3 separate regions of the Mus musculus genome follow, and all the other regions are linked to region 1. A link is a loop called in an ENCODE intact Hi-C map of the cell type or tissue named here. Cell type or tissue: gastrocnemius. All regions are shown on one strand. Links, peaks and the distances in the headings refer to the core of each region. The heading gives the core; the rest is flanking DNA.

The links. Peaks named below come from ENCODE experiments on the same cell type or tissue, not always from the same donor. Only the 100,000 strongest peaks of a DNase experiment are listed, where the experiment ranks them.
Region 2: a loop joins it to region 1, with 5 times the contacts of the local background. A loop is called at or near these places in 23 of 42 quality-filtered maps.
Region 3: it touches region 1 in a loop (2.9-fold over the local background); 2 of 42 quality-filtered maps call a loop at or near these places.

What each region holds. Positions count from the first base shown.
Region 1 is chr5:30,927,388-30,932,880 of GRCm38, reverse strand. It overlaps Khk (ketohexokinase), which reads right to left. Exons shown (of 9, transcript NM_001310524.1): 5 at 4,366-4,438; 6 at 3,214-3,360; 7 at 2,245-2,333; 8 at 2,008-2,165; 9 at 1,633-1,919. The coding sequence ends at 1,834. Among named protein-coding and RNA genes, the nearest start is that of Khk, 8.6 kb to the right of the region's middle. In gastrocnemius, for the core only: a CTCF peak has its summit at 2,600 (motif pointing left); DNase peaks (open chromatin) are centred at 1,879 and 2,593; H3K4me3 peaks cover 914 bases; H3K27ac peaks cover 1,708 bases.
Region 2 is chr5:30,996,304-31,001,796 of GRCm38, reverse strand. No RefSeq gene overlaps it. Among named protein-coding and RNA genes, the nearest start is that of Tcf23, 30 kb to the right of the region's middle. In gastrocnemius, for the core only: a CTCF peak has its summit at 3,246 (motif pointing right); no DNase peak of the experiment used is centred there; H3K27ac peaks cover 484 bases.
Region 3 is chr5:31,046,954-31,052,446 of GRCm38, reverse strand. Slc5a6 (solute carrier family 5 (sodium-dependent vitamin transporter), member 6) reads left to right here and starts at 4,368. Exons shown (of 18, transcript NM_001360022.1): 1 at 4,368-4,481; 2 at 4,648-4,817. It overlaps Atraid (all-trans retinoic acid induced differentiation factor), which reads right to left and starts at 3,807. Exons shown (of 7, transcript NM_027855.4): 1 at 3,691-3,807; 2 at 2,867-2,985; 3 at 179-250. The coding sequence starts at 3,774. In gastrocnemius, for the core only: CTCF peaks have their summits at 1,828 (motif pointing left) and 2,890; DNase peaks (open chromatin) are centred at 2,925, 3,839 and 4,182; H3K4me3 peaks cover 2,796 bases; H3K27ac peaks cover 3,142 bases.

The DNA of each region.
Region 1 (5,493 bases), core at 250-5,249:
TTATAAAGAGAAACCTTGTCTCAAAAAAAAAAATCAAATCAAAATACTTCTACTATGACTACTACTACTATAACTAATAGTAGTAATAATAATAATAACAATAATAAAAGAAGAAGAAAGGAAGCTAGCTAGCTTAGTCTATCCTTGGAGCACAGCACTCCCCTGGAGTTCCCTCTCCACTCTGTGTAACTCTAGGCAGACAATGGTCCCCATTTCCCTGTATGGATCCCCAGTCCTAGTGATGGCATTAATAACCATCTTCTCCCTCTTTCTTCTCTTCATCTTCCTCCTCCTCCTTCTGAGAACCTTGAGCACACCAGACACCAGGCTAACATTTTTTTAAAGATTTATTTACTTATTATATGTACACTGTCGCTGTCTTCAGACACTCCAGAAGAGGGCACCAGATTTCATTACAGATGGTTGTGAGCCACCATGTGGTTGCTGGGATTTGAACTCGGGACCTTCGGAAGAGCAGTTGGTGCTCTTAACCACTGAGCCATCTTGCCAGCCCCAGGCTAACATTTTAAGATAGCATTTTGTCTGATTTTTATCCTCACAATGATTCTATGACCAGGCAAACATCAACTCCATCTGACCGATGAGAGATTGAAGAGAATGGAGTTAAGCAATGCGCCCTAAGGTGGCACACACCTAATTAAGTATGTTTTTTGGTTTTTTTTTTTTTTTTTTTGGGTTTTCAAGACAGGGTTTCTCTGTGTAGTCCTGGCTGTCCCGGAACTCACTCCTGGCTGGCCTCGAACTCAGAAATTCCCCTGCCTCTGCCTCCCAAGTGCTGGGATTAAAGGCGTGCACCACCACTGTCCGGCCCTAATTAAACATCTTCAACTCGTGTCTGTGTGACAAGGAAGCCTGTGCTTTTATCCAGTTGTCCCAGATCTCACATTAGAACCTGATCCTGACGCGTCATCTGGTTCTAACCTCACCAAGGCACAGTGGCAGCGTTCTGTGTCAGGTTACATTTGTGGTCGAAGTACCAATTTCACTAAAGATAATCTCTGGGGGCACAGTGGCAGCGTTCTGTGTCAGGTTACATTTGTGGTCGAAGTACCAATTTCACTAAAGATAACCTCTGGGGGCTTTTAGGTTCCTGGGAAACCCATGGAAAAAGGTAGTTTGAGCAGAGACCCATAAACCCAGAAAGCAGGCTCCTTGACCACCACAGCTAACACAGTCTGCATGGCTCAAAGAGTCTGGAGGGCTTTTTTTCTCTGGCTGTCTGTTCTCCCTGACCTGGATGAAACTCCTCTGATGACAGCTGACAGGAGGTGGGAGCACAGCTGACAGGAGGTGGGAGCACGCCAGCTGCTTTGGACTGCATGCCCTCCCCGCTGGGTTAGTGGGTGAGGCTATTTAAAGAATGAAGAAGGAGGAAGAGAAAAGTTGCTGGAGTGTAGTGTCAGAACCTCAGTTCCAACCAGAGCAGGGTGAAGATCCACGAGGGCGAATGAGCCAGGCCTGGGATCCCAGCACAGGGAGGCTGAAACAGGAGCGTTTCAAGTTCATGATCAACCTTAAGCTTCACGACCAGACCCTATCTCGAACAGAAAACCAATAAAAAAACAAACAAACAAACAAACAAAACCCCACTCAGACAGACAGACAGACAAAGCTGGCTCAGGGGAAGATTTATTTGCTCCAGGTATCTGCAGAGAGGAGATAGGTATACAGAGACGCAGACACAGACAGAGGCTGTCCCACATCCCACACCTGCCGGGGAATGGCAGCTGGATGCTAAGCTGGAGGAAGTAGAGAAGGCAGTGGCAGGCATGGTGCCAGCCTCTGAGGTATCGAGCTGGTGCCGCTTGCCTCTCACACAATGCCATCAAACCCCTGCAAGCCACACTTCTTGCCAGCCACCTGGCACCCGAATCTCAGGGCCTCTTGCATGCTGTTTCCTGGAGAAAGGACAAATAGCAGGCTCAGCCTGGTGTTTGGGAGCATGACAGGCCCAGCCCTGCCCTGGCTGCATGGTGATGACCTCACCCTTCGAGAGGCTGAAGATGACAGAGGCATTGAAGGTGTCTCCAGCCCCAAGAGTGTCTACTACTCGGGGCGGTGGGAAGGCATCTGAGTGGAGCAGCTGACCATCGGGGCCCAGGGCATCGGCACCCTCCTCAGCCCAGGCACAGACAAGCGTAGCCCTGTAAGACTCACACAGATCGGCGCTAGTCCCCGTCATCCCCCAGACCCCTCAGACCCTTTCTTGGCTTCCCAACTCACCCTTTCTTCACTCGACTGTACAAGCCCCTCAGGGCCTCCACTGCTGACTGGAACCCCAGGTGCTTGGCCACATCTTTGCTGACAAACACCTGTAGGCAGTGAAAGAGACTGGTAGTCACCTCTAATTGCTACTCACTACCAACAACCTGGTGTTGACTCCAGGTTATAGCACAACTCCTCCAACTCAGTCACGTAAGTCCCTAGTGTGGCTTCTTGCTGACCCACAGGTACGCGTTTTATGTTTGCTTAAGTTGTGCCAAAATACAGCCTTGGGAACTGTGATACTGTAGCCCTGGTATTTTCATTCTGGCATGAGGGAATTCAAAACCCAGAAAGAGCCTAGAGCGCCATCTTGGGGTGAAGTCAAGCCAGACTGACTCTCAAGAGTGAGCTGTGTTTCATCTGTTCCCCACACAGCCCAGCCCTGCAGAGTGGGTTCATCTGTAAAACAAGGCTCTCTCCACAGTGGCTTCAAGACAGAGTCCCTAGAATAGTTCTGGGGGAATGGGGATCAGTCTGCCATATTTTTTAATTGGGCAACAAGGCCAACAAACTACATCTGGACACTGTCCAACCAGCTTTAGCAGTGATACCCTTTACACTCTGGCCTAAGTTTTCCTTGTACGAGTCTCCTTCCCATCCTCCTCTCATTGCTACTGGCCCTCACAACATGCCATCTAAGTGGGAAAAACTGGTAACTCGGAGAGCAGTCATTCCTTCTTTTGCAGAGGGAAAGACTAAAGCAGACAAACAAGGGACGCCCATAGCTGTCTGAGCCCTGTCCGCCGTACACCTGTGGATTCACCTGAGCGGGAAAAGTCTACTTCTGGGTCACCTCCAGCCTCCCAGCTGTGGTCTTCTGGGAGCTGCTAGGCTGTCACTCAGAGGCTGGTAGGCAGGACTAGGGTCCTCTCTAGCTCTAAGATTCAATTAGCTAGAGATAGGCAGGAGGAGCTGCAGGACACTTACCACCTCACCATAGCTAAACAACTGGAAGAGCTCCTCACGGGGCTTCTCTATCTCCACCGACACCCGGACCTTCTGTGGCAGAGGCTGCTTGGCATTGTGCTCCTCTATCCGCTGCAGCATCTTCACCTGTTCCGATGCATTCCGGCCCTGGGGCAGGACAGGGCAGCTCAGAGCCTAGCTGATAAAGAGTTCATTCCTTCCTCCCTGATGGACCTCTGGGTGAGCAGGGAGAGGGATTGGAGGAAGCTGGGCTGGAGCACTATTGCAGCTACATAATTCTAGGACTGTCATGGACCTTGGAGACCTTATTGGCCAAATTTTTCATTTCCCAAATGAGACTGAAGAATAAAAGATGCTGGACATACATGCCTGTGAACAAAGCACTTGAGAGGCTGAAGCAGGAAGATTGTGAATTCTGGGCTAGCCTGGGCTACATAGTAAAACACTAGAAAGGCGGGACAGAAAAAGAAGCAAAAAAGAAAAAGGCTGGGTGTGGAGGCACACTCCTCTAATCCCAGAACTTGGGAGACTGAATCAGTCAGATTTCTGTAAGTTCAAGGCCAGCCTGGTCTACATAGCCAGACCATGTGTCAAACAAAGAGCAAGCAAGCAAACAAACAAAACACACAGAGAGAACAAGAATGAGACAAAGAGGGAAAGAAGGACCAGGGAGGTGAGACGGGAAAGGAGAGGAAAAGTGAAGAAGAGATGGAGAGGGAGAGGGACACAACCTGAAGACTAAGTCAAATGATGAGACAAGGAGTGGATGCCTGCACTTCTTAAGATTTCCTCTCATCTTGATCCCAAAACTTCTCCCTTGGAAAGAAAGTTCTAATTCCCTCCAGACCCTCTCCTTCCTGTCCTTCCTGTCCTGAGAAGTAAAAGAAGTCAGCAAAGGCAGATACCAGGAGGGAGGTAGCCTAACACAAAAATGGGGTCTTCTGCCCAGTGCTATCTGTGATTGTATGCCCCTGTATCTCTCTTTCTGGGCCTCAGTTTCCTCATAGGAAAACACAGGAGTGGAGAGGGATGGGGAGAGCTATTTAGTATCCCTACCATATTTCATGGTTCAAAGAAATTACAGAAGAGGCTGACCATGCAGAAGGGCCTGACAGGCTAAGCCCCTAGAAACACAGGTAGGGAAGGGCTTGCCTCAATGTGGATCCACTTGAACCGGGTCAGATCGACCTTCTCAAAGTCCTTAGCAGACACATCTGGCAGGTTCCTACATTACAAGACAGGAAGGGAAAAAAGGAGGTCAGCCAGTACCAGGTTCTCTGACAGCTAGGGACCCTGTATCTAGTAGTGATACCAGCAGCATGGCAGGAGGCTGGGGAGCACAGAGCTCTGAGCCCTACGGTGAGGTGAGCCTTGTCCTACTTTGCTTAGGTGTCCTTTTTTGTTGGTGGTGGTGTGTGTCCGTGTTAAATTATCCAAGGATAAACACAATTACAACATGTGACAAGAAGCCAGCCCCATGTTCCTTGGAAACCACGTCCTCCAGAATGAGTGTGTGAGACTACACTTCCCAGAAGGCCTCTTGCTGAGACTACACTTCCCAGAAGGCCCCTTGCTGGGAGCACACATCGAACTACAAAGCTTCTTTAGTTAGTCTCTTAGTTGGGAGCTTGCAACTGACAGAACACCCTACTGAGTCAGGCTCCCCACGTCATCCCTTAGGTCAAAACTGGCACTCTGAGGAAGAGTTTTTGTTTGGCTGGTCTAGGTGGCCTTGGCCACACAACATGTGTTTTTTCTGTAGTGCAGTAGAGTGCCTTCCATCCTCACCAGTGGCATGAGCGAGCCTTTCTGGGTATAAAAGTCCTTGGTCTCCTGGGCCTTCTGCAGTTGGAGATATGTATGTGAATATGCCTGGATCCAGGCCAGAGGGCAATAAACCTTTCTCCTCAGCTTCTCCTCTCCCTACCTGAGGTACCGTGTGCACGTCCTTGATTGGAGTTGCTGCCAATCACCACTTGCTTAATAGATAGATGAAAAAGATTGCCCAATTTGAAAGTCACCTCTAGTATGGGAATGCCCACTCACTTTTGAGATACACCCTTTTGACACATTCGGCTTCCTCTGAAGGGGCCTAAACCTCAGCTCTTTGACGCCATGCTGCAGGCTCGAAACTCTGGAACTGACTCTAGAAGTCCCAGTGGGTCCCTTAGCCCATCAAGGCTTTCTTTGCATTGTCTCCCATCTCCATACACCCAGACCCAAGGTGCTGATTGGCTAATTATGAAAAATCATATCATGAATTACACTCTTTACAGGCCT
Region 2 (5,493 bases), core at 196-5,195, 69 kb before region 1:
CTGTGTGTGCAGTACCTGTGGAGGTCAGAAGAGGGCGATGGTTTCCCTGGGGTTGTAATTATAGTCAGTTGTGAGCCACCAGCCTTGCTCAGTTGTTTGAATAGCTGGGTTACAGCCTTCTCCATCAGGCCCAGCTAAAGTACACTTCATACATCCTCGGCATACTTCACCACACAGTACTGTGAATCTACTAACAACATGATGATACACATACAGATCTCATTTCAATACTTTATTAAGAAAAAAAGCTGGCGGGGCTGGTGAGATGGCTCAGCGGTTAAGAGCACTGACTGCTCTTCCAGAGGTCCTGAGTTCAAATCCCAGCAACCACATGGTGGTTCACAACCACCCATAGTGAGATCTGAAGACAGCTACAGTATACTTATGTATAATAAATAAAATCTTTAAAAAAAAAAAAGAAAAAAGAAAAAAAGCTGACTCTGCATGTTGAGACTTGTAATCCTATCTAGTTGGAAGGCTGAGCTGGGAGGATAACAAATTCAAAGTCTGTCTGGGCTTCAGAGTGAGTTCAGTGCCAGCCTGGGCAAATGAACTAGACTGTATCTCAAAAATAAAAACAGCTGTGTCACGTGTCACGTGTCACATGTCTGTAGGTCTATCATCACAGTGGTGGAGGCAAGAGGAACAGAAGTCAGGGTCACTCTTGGCTACATAAGGAGGTTAAGGCCAGCCTGGGCTACAGCATATTTGTAATCCCAGTATTTCAGAAGCTGAGGCAGGAGGATTGTTAAAAGTTAGAGGTCAGGCTGATCTACATAGTAGGTACCAGGTCAGCCAGACTGCCTCAAAACATGAAAACAGAGATGGGGGTGTAGTTCAGATGCTACAGTGGTTGCAATGAATTTAATCCCCAGAACAACAGTCAAACAAACAAAAAGTATGAATTAAAATGTAAAAGTGCTGAGGCTGTAACTCGATGATCTAAAAGTTTCTTCCCTGCTGGCTGGCTTTCATAGTGTGAGAAGGCACTGTGCATGCAGGCTATGGAGGGAGAAAAGTCACTGATATTACCACACGGTGAGTGCTGGGTGCTAAAGCCTGACTCCCCAGGCAGGTTGTGCCCCTGACAGTGACAGGACTGCTACAGTGGCCATCAACTGCTTTCTGCTTGGAGTGAGGCCTCCTTCATGGGAGAGATTCACAGTTGGTTCTGTAAACCTAGAGAAAGCCTGTAGCTCAGGTGGTCGCAGGCCCTAGAGGGAAGCTACCCGTGTTGTTTTGTTAAATGGAGATGCAGCCAAACAGCCTTCTAAATATCATTCCACCCACAGCACAGAGCTGCTCTCAGCCTTGGCCCAAGGAGCTTCTTTTCAAAGCCAGTGTTGAGTGCTTAGCCCTAATGGAACCTCTGAACCCCCTAGGAAAATAATGCCTGCCCTCTAACGTAGCAGTCAGTCACAGCTACTCTACTCTTAAAAATTCCTGAACAGTGACACACTCCCAACCACAGTAAACAACATTCCAGGACTCAAATAACTCATTTTCCTAGATTCCTGCCATGGCCCCATGCAAACCCCTTACTCACCGCTCGCCATTCTTTGACCGATCTAGGTCAAAAAGGAATTTTACTTACACGGTTCTGTGTGTGCCTAAGTGAGCTCCCTGGAACTGGCATTCTAGGTCGATGTGAGCTACCTGGTGTCGGGGCTGGAAACGGTGCCCAGGTCCTCTGGAAGATCAGGAAGCTGTCCTATCCACCATAAGTGACCCTGATTCTTACAGAGACCCTCAGCTTCCACCAACCCAGAAGCTAAGATCTCACCATATAGCATCTTGGGCTATAGAAAGCTTCCCCAATCTCTCTGTGCCTGCCTCTCTGATGTACCCACAAATGTGTTTTAAACTTGCCTTGATTTGGGACTTTCTTTATTCTGTAAAACTATGAAACTGTTTCCACATCAGAACACAGAATTTGTGGTAACCTAAATGTGTGTTACTGAACTGTGGTCACTCGAAATAGCTCCAGAATACACGGTTGTGTTCATTTAAGATTTTTTGAGTTATGTTTTTTGTGTAGCAAGTGTGTACCAACACATATAGCTTCTTCAGGGAAAATTCTCAATTTTTTTATTTTCAGAATTTTTCTTTGTTCTAGCTTTTTTTTTGGGGGGGAGGTGGTTTGAGACACAGTTTCTCTATATAGCTCAGGCTGGCCTTGAACTCAGAAATCCACCTGCCTCTGCCTCCCAAGTGCTGGGATTAAAGGCGTGCGCCACCACGCCCAGCTCTAGCTTTTTTTTTTTTTTTTTTTTTTTTTTTTTTTTTTTTTTGAGACAGAGTCTCACTATGTAGCCCTGGTTGACCTGAAACTCACGACTTCAGCCAGACTGGTCTTGAATCCACAGTGATCTGCCTGCCTCTGCCTATTGAATGAAAAATGAGATTAAAGCCAAGTGTCACTTGAACACAATGGGGGGACGGAGGTGCAAGAGGATTTAATCCTAGGACTCAGGAGTCAAGGCAAGCAGATCTCTGAGAGTTTAAGGCGAGCCAGGGTTACATAGTGAGATCTGGTTCAAAAAAACTAAAACAACAGAGAATGTATGCATTACCACACTTGGTAAAAAAAAATTTGGTGAAGGTTGAGGAACTGTTATTGAAAAAACTATTTTTTAAAGATTTTATTATGTTATTTATACAAACATACATACACTGTCTTCAGACACACTGCTAAGCCATCTCTCTACCCCTCCCCAAAATATTTTTAGCCATGTGGTGGTGGTACATGCCTTTAATCCTAGTGCTCAGAGGCAGAGACAGGTGGAAATCTGTGATTTCCAGGCCAGTCTGGTCTACACAGCTAGTTCCAGGACAGCCAGGGCTACACAGTGAGACCCTGTCTCAATTGCATGGTCCTGAATAATGATCGAACAGAAATCATCCCTCCCCCAACACACACAAATATACACAAGAAAGAACTAGAAACTGCTTTTCCTGGGTGACCCAGAACCAAGCACAAGTGACTTTCCATCTCATCTCCCTGTGAACTTTGCTCTTGAGTTTCTCACAGTCCCTAAGAGCCCTTGCTCTGTCTGGATTGTTCGCAAGGGTCTCCAATATAAAAATATGGACGGGACTAGCCTTTGACCTCCTTTGTGCTGTAGCTGAGAACCTCCAAGAGACAAGCAGGTTCAGATGCAAAACATGTGTTTAACTTGAATTATTGTTATAAGATTTATTTTAATTTACCCGTATTTGTCTGTGTGAGTGTGTGCAGGTACCAACATAGGCCAGAAGAGGGAGCTGTACCCCCGGGGTTGGAGTTACAGGTGGTTGTCACCATGTGACAGCTGAACTCCTGTCCTCTGAAGTAGAAGCAGGAGACTGGAGCTTGCTTGTTCTGGTGTTCTGGGCTCTCCCACTGTTTTCTCTGAAGACCTCCCCCTTTGCTATAGCTGCTCTGAGACCGCCATTGCTGGTCCTTACTCAAAAGGCCTCGCTTTCTCTCTTCTCCAGCTCACTCCTCCCAGCAGCTGCTGTAACCTCTAGCCCAGAGTGCTGGGGATGGAACTCAGGTTCTCTGCAAGGGCGAGAAGTGCTCCATAGTCTCTGAGCTGTCTCTCCATCCCCAGGGCCCTAGCATTTTACCATGTGGATTTACACACAGTGGCACAGAAGTACATGCAAGGAGAATCATCAGACGTTTCCCCTCCTACAAAAATATATTGGAGTCGGGCGTGGTGACACACGCCTTTAATCTCAGCACTCAGGAGGCAGAGGCAGGAGGATTTCTGAGTTCAAGGCCAGCCTGGTCTACAAAGTGACAGAGAAACCCTGTCTCGGAAAAAAAAAAATTATATATATATATATATGCCTATCTCAGACAGGGTTCTTGTTTGCAAGCAGCAGGTGTAAGTGGTTGGACAGTTTAAAACTGTTTATTATAAAGATAATTCTTGGGAGGACAGGAGAGCAGGTTCAGTGCTGACCCCCATAACTAAAGCCATAAACCACATTCAGAAATAGCACAAAGAATAAAACATCTAGAACATTGCCATCATAAACACAGACACCAGGAACTTGGCTGCAATTCTTCTTCTTCTTCTTCTCCTTCTCCTCCTCCTCCTCCTCCTTCTTCTTCTCCTTCTCCTCCTCCTCCTCCTTCTTTCCTTCTCCTCGTCCTCCTCGTCCTCCTTCTTCTTTCCTGGTTTTTCGAGACAGGGTTTCTCTGTGTAGCCCTGGCTGTCCTGGAACTCACTGTGTAGACCAGTCTGGCCTCAAACTCAGAAATCCACCTGCCTCTGCCTCCCGAGTGCTGGGATTAAAGGCGTGCGCCATCACTACACAGCTGGATGCAACTGTTAATGGTGCCAGTCCCTGTGACTGTGCAGGATGTCCTCACTTAAGCCCTGTGGCATCTATACCAAAAATGTGGAAGCCCTTCGTGGAGCCTCCTTCCTCTGGGTTCTACTTCTGTTTCAGAGAAGGATTCTGGGTGCAGCTGGGCAGTGGAAGTATCCATAGCCAAGTGTGCTAATAGTGCATGCCTTTAATCCCAGCACCTGGAGGCAGAAGCAGGTGGCTCTTCATGAGTTCAAGGCCAGCCTGATCTGCAGAGTAAAACATCTGAAGTGTTCAGAAAGAACTGGCCAGCCAAAAAACATGGCTTATATTGAAAGAAAGATGAAATTTCAAGACCTGTAAGTCATATAAAGTACACAGAAATTGCTGGTTGTTTGTGAGCCTAGAGGCTGCCTGGGGCTGAGAATAAAGAAAAACAAACCTGGGTATGCCCTGTTGTTAAAACATTCCTGGGAACATCTTGACCATAAGATAAAGGGGACTGTGAAGACATAGCAGGGCTATCTGAACTGAGTCAACAACTCACAGAACTCTGACACCCTGCACGTACATGTAATTTTTCTGCTGATGTTTGAATAAGCCAATAGTGTGTCGCTATGCTGAATTCCACACCCCTAAGCCCCTCACCCCATAAAAACCCCTAGCTTCCGAGCCTCATGGCCGACATCCGTTATCTCCTGTGTGGGATGCATGTCGGTCCGGAGCTACGTCATTAAACGTCCTCATGTAATTACATCAAGATGGTCCTTCGTGATTTTTTTTGGGTGCCCACAGAATTGGGAATTGAGTGGGGGTTTCCCTACTAGGTTCTATCAATATCCTCTAGACTGCCAATAAGAATTGGCTAATAAGCTTTTTTAAAAATTATTTTTATTTATTTGTTTCTGGGTTTTATGTGTTCTTTTTGTTTTTGTTTTTGTTTTGTTGTGTTGTGTTTTGTTTGAGATAGGGCTTCTCTGTGTACTCCTAGCTGTCCTAGTACTCACTCTGTAGACCAGGCTAGTTTTGAACTCACAGAGATGTGCTTTCCAAGTGCTGTCAATAAAGGTCATACGTGTCAGTTATGTATATCAAATGTATGCAGGAGCCCATGGAGGCCAGAAGAGGGCTTCAGTTCTCCTGGTTCCAGAAGGTTGGAAGTCACCCAAGGTGGGTGTAGGGAGCCAAATC
Region 3 (5,493 bases), core at 196-5,195, 120 kb before region 1:
TGTTAGCGCTCTGTTTGCAGAAGTTTTCTATTAGCCTTTATATGTGCTGTCCTGGGCCAGTAACCCACTCCTTATCCTCAGTTGTACAAGGTTAGATGCTAATATTAACCTACCTTCTCAAGAGTTATTTCCCATCACCATATTTATCTTTTGGGCAGGAAAATATATAACCACTTACATGATAATAGCAGTATAAGCCTGTAAAAAGTTTGGACCAGGATCCTTCAGGGAACAGTTCTGAAGATCTAGCCTGAAGAAACAAAGAAATCAGTGTCAACTCTGCCTCTTTTTCATCCCCTACTTAAGCTAATATTGATGGAATATCTATGTTCAGAACTGTAAGGTTAAGGCTATGGTAGCAGACATTGTAATCATGTAGTAGCCAATCTAGTTAGCCCTGGCTACATGTAGACATCTTAATTTACCTAAAATTCAAGTTCACTCTCAAAAGCAACACTTCAAACACATAAAACCTTGGATCCTGTGCTGATTAGTACAGATATGTAGCATTTCAGTCAGCAACTGGAATTTCTATTGGGTCACACAGTTTCTTGTTTTTAATATTTATTTATTTTATTTATATGAGTGCACTGTCACTGTCTTCAGACACACCAGAAGAGGGCAACAGATCCCACCAAAGATGGTTGTGAGCTACCATGTGGTTGCTGGGAATTGAACTCAGGACCTCTGGAAGAGGACTCAGTGCTCTTAACTGCTGAGCCATCTCTCCAGCTCTAATCAGTAGAGCCATGCATTGTGCAAATACTGGAAGAAGCCTTGTGGGTTTTTTTCCCTCCAGGATTAGTAGGTTTTACTGAAATTCTTACACTCAGAAGTTACTGTTGTCAGGGCCTTGTGCATTTCAGGCAAGTCCTAGCACCAAGCCACAGACAGAGATTTTGTTTTGTTTTGTTTTGTTTTGTTGAGACAAGGTTTCTCTGTGTAGCCTTGGCTGTCTTGGAACTCACTTTTTAGACAAGTCTAGGCTCAAATTCAGAGATCTGTCTCCCACTGCCCCTGAGTGCTTTAATCCCAGCACTTGGGAGGCAGAGGCAGGCGGATTTCTGAGTTCAAGGCCAGCCTGGTCTACAAAGTGAGTTCCAGGACAGCCAGGGCTACACAGAGAAACCCTGTCTCGAAAAAACCAAAAAGAGAGAGAGAGAGAGAGTGAGTCAGTCTCAACCGAGTGACAATCCTCCTGCCTCAGCTTCTCAAATGCTGGATTAGAGAGAATGATCAGCATCCCCACAGAGATCATTTTCTTTTGAGACAAGGTTTCAATGTAACCCAAGCTAGCCTCAAATTCACTAAGTAGCTGAGGGTTACCTTGATATTCCTCCCAAGTACTGAAGTTACAACTGCACACAGAGGTGTTAAATGAAAGGAAAAAAAGGCAAATCACTTAAGTTTTCCCAAGTAGATTTTCTTTCTTCTTTTTCTTTTTTTCTTTCTTTTTTTTGGGGGGGGGGGGTGGGTGGGTTCAAGTGCTGGGATTAAAGGAGTGTGCCACCACGCCTGGCCCAAGTAGATTTTATGTTACAGGTAACTGTAAATGCCTGTACATTAAGGATTTCAAGCCTCCAAGCCTTGTGGTGGTGCACACCTTTAATTCTGGCACTTGAGAGGCAGAGGCAGGCAGATCTCTGAGTTTGAGACCAGCCTAGTTTATAGAAGGAGCTCCAGGACAGAAAAATTCTATGTTGAAAAACCAACCAAGGGGGCTAGAAAGATGGCTCAGAGGTTAAAAGTTCTTAAGTTGCTCTTCCAAAGGTCCTGAGTTCAATTTCCAGCAACCACATGGTAACTCACAGCCATCAATAATGAGATCTGGTGCCCTCTTCTGGCACACTATACACAATAAATAAATAAATAAATAAATAAAAATTTAAAAAAGAAAAGACAAACCAACCAAATAAAAAGGACTTCAACAAATTATTTTTCCATTTACTGTGTGCCTACAAACTACAAAAATCATAACATAAAATATATATGTTTTTGCAAGCCTGTAATCCCAGCTACTCAGGAAGCTGAGGCAGGAGGATCACAAGTTCATGGTTAGTGTGGGCAATTAGTGAGATCATGTGTCAAAATACTGAAAAGAGCCAGATGTGATGGCTCACCCCTGTAATCCCAGTACTTGGGAAGCTGTAACAGCAATGATATGAGTTTGAGACCAAAACCTGTGCTACATAGTACCAGGATAGGCAGGGCTATATAGCAAGACTCTGTCTCAAAGAAAACAAAAGGAAAAGCAAATCCAAAAAAGGTAGCTTGCATAAAGTCCTAGGTTCATTTCCTAGTACCCAGAACAACAATAAGAAGAAGAAGGAAAAAAAAAAATTAAAGGCTGGAAAGATGGCTTAGCAGTTAAGAGCCAGTATTGCTCCTACAGAAGACCTGAGTCTAGTTCCCAGTACCCACACTGTATCTCACAACTGCCTATCATTCCAGCTCCAGGAGGATCCAAGGCCTCTGAAATTTTCCAGCACCTGCACTCAAGTGCCTGTACCCAGACAGTCAGACAGACAGACAGACACAATTAAAAACAAAAAAATAAAATGAAGAAAAATTTAAATGTATTTTAGTAAAAATAATACAAAGACTTAATAATAAAACTATTTTAAATGAAGCCACAAAAGCCTATAAAATGGCAAAAACTATGATTTGTCATTCAGGGAAAAAAAAATCAAAAGATCATTTACTTATCGAAAAATCATCAAATTCAAATGTTTAGAATCGAGCATTAAATGTCTCCACTTAGGTACTAATATTTATCCCCAGAGCCTGCTAGGCAAGTCTGTAGACTCCAGTCTGGGAACTCTAAAAAGTTCAAAAGAATATTCAAGGATGTCTTCTCCTCCCTCACCCCAAGATGGTGCCCTTCTGATTCAGGCAGCATCGGGCCTGCATTAGCTTCGATGTATCCTCACAGTAAGCAGCCACTCTGGACAAATTGTGCATACCTCCCGGACACAGGGTGCATATCTGCAGAAGAGAAAGAAACCTGATTAAGACTCCAGAAAGAAAAAAAAAAAAAAGAACAAGTCAGTAGCCTTTCCAGAATTCCCATAATGCAAAGCGGAAAAGTGCCTTTTGTAAACAGAACCCATTTTTTTCCCTTAAAACCCCCGCACCAAATCAGCGCACTGTACGAGAGAAGATCCTCGTGTTTGTGCATTATTACTTGACTATACTGTGTCCTCTCCAGAGACTTCTCCACCTGACAGGCATGGTTTGGCAAGTGTTAAAGGGCTGCAGGTACACAGCGTACTCAAGCATCACTATATATTTAGATAGATAGATAGATAGATAGATAGATAGATAGATAGATAGATAGATAGATAGATAGATAGATAGATAGTCGTGCCATTGCACCACGCACAGCATTCGTGCAAGGAGAGCTGGCAGAAGAACCCTGGGACTCGTCTGGGAAGCACTATTTAAAATTATTCAAAAGCAAGGAGATCAAATTTCAAAGGACTCTGAATGTGGGCAGGGCGAAGGTGCTAGTGGCCTGCACTACGTGAGTACTGGACAACACCATCCCCGCAGGCACAGGGCCCGGGGAAGCTTCAGGGACAAAAATCTGAGCTTCCGACTGGCCAAAGGGACAGACACCGGCGGGCGAGCTGGATTCCGGGCTGACGGCCAGCAACCTTCTTCAGCCAGATCTCAAACTTTCTTCTGTACCTCAGGTAGAGCCAGGGCCCTCTCCACGCCCAGAACCAGGAGCAGGGCGGCCGCCCGAGAGCCGCCTGACTCCCGAGACGCCATTTCCCACTGCTTTCCACCGTCTTGACAGCTCGCGAGAACCGAGCGCGAGGCTCCGCCCCCAGCGTGTCACGCGCCAGCCTTGAGGCGAGGCTTAGCTTCCAAATCCTGTCACTCTGGGGCGTGGCCTGGTCCGCCCGGGGCACGAGCCGTGGAGCCCGAGGCGTAATTTGCCCGCAGGTTCGGGCTGCTCGCGGAATTCTGAGCTCCTGTCCTGCGCTTGCTCGCGGTGGACAGACCCACCATCTCTCCATTCTTCCTGGAGCGCAGGCCTGTCCAGTTAGCGCTTAGTTGCCTTGAGCTACTGCATGACCCTCAGCCCGGTGCGGACGCCCGGGCAGCTCCATCCGCCCTTAGTAAACATGGCGGCGCTGGGACCCGGGAGGGCGGGGGTAGGGGGCGGGGTCCTGCTGTCCCGCTGTCACCAAGTCAGGAGGTGCGAGCCGAGCCGAGCCGGGCCGGGCTGGCCTGCGGGCCAGCTGCCCTCATGTGGAGATCTCAAAGGTGGGCAGGGCGGGTGTAGGATGGGCCGGGCGAGGCGGGGATTGGGCAGGGCCGGAGAGACTGAGTTCAGTCGCCTGGAGGCGGGACTGGAAGGGGCGGGGCGGGGTGAGCCTCTCGGTGTGGGCTTTGGGGAAGGTCTTAAATACTAGTGCAAAGTCGTGGGTTCGCCACGTGCGGAGAGAAGGGGAAAGCTGAGCCGAGAGAGGGTAAGGGTGATGGAGGAGTGAAGATCGGAGGGCGAAGGGCAAACGCTGGCAAGAGAACACGAGCCTGGGAACCCTTCACCTTAATGTTGCGTAGTGTTCTGCAGCCCGGGCAAGGACGCGAAGCGGGAAAGACGCTTCCTTAACTCATGTTCTTTGCCTTGCCAAGGGGGAAAAACCAATGCTGGTTTCGGAAAGAACGTAGGAACTTTGGTAGCCCTGGCCGAACCACCGACGCAAGGCAAGCAGAACAGCAGCAGGTCTGACTGGAAGGGCGCTGGGAGAGACCCATCACACCTAAGGGGACAGCTATTGCTCTGGGTGACGACTCCTCAAAAGGTAACTAGAGACAATTAGAGCTCATCTCAATTAGCCTGCCAATGCTTCCATTCCACAGGCTCCAGGTATCTGCCTGGAAATCCTGAATTTGCATTTATCAATACATTTAGCTGGTGGGATATCTTGTTTTAATGAGAAAGGCCATTCAGATCTTGAGGAATATTAAGCCCTAGATATTGGTGACAGTTGGCCCTGCAGGTGTTCCCTTATATTTCAAAGGGGGAAGAGGGTGAGGACTTAGCTCTGGCATTCCTAGTTAAGTCTTGTCCCCAGTACTGAAAGAAATGAACCCACAAACCTCAATACCTTTCATTGCAGATAAGTCCCATGCAATGTGAGACCTTTTTAAAAGACATGTCCACTGTTGTGAATCAGTGGAGTTTGTAGAAAGCCACTGTTCTTTTCCTAGAATTGGATCGTATGAAAGTTGTGTTACTGCTGGCTTGGCGTTTTCCTGTCTGCTTACCTCTTCTTCCTCTATCCCAGAGGCTTCGTGGTTTCTCAACGCAGATAATTAATCAGGAAACTCTAGAAGCAGAGGAACCAAATCGGTACTACCCGACCACTTGGTGTTTTATTTTGAGACCGTGTAGCTTTGGTTGGCCTGGAACTCATAGAGATCCACCTGTCTGCCCCCTGTGTGCTAGGATTGGTCTAGAAGGGTTTTTTCTTTATT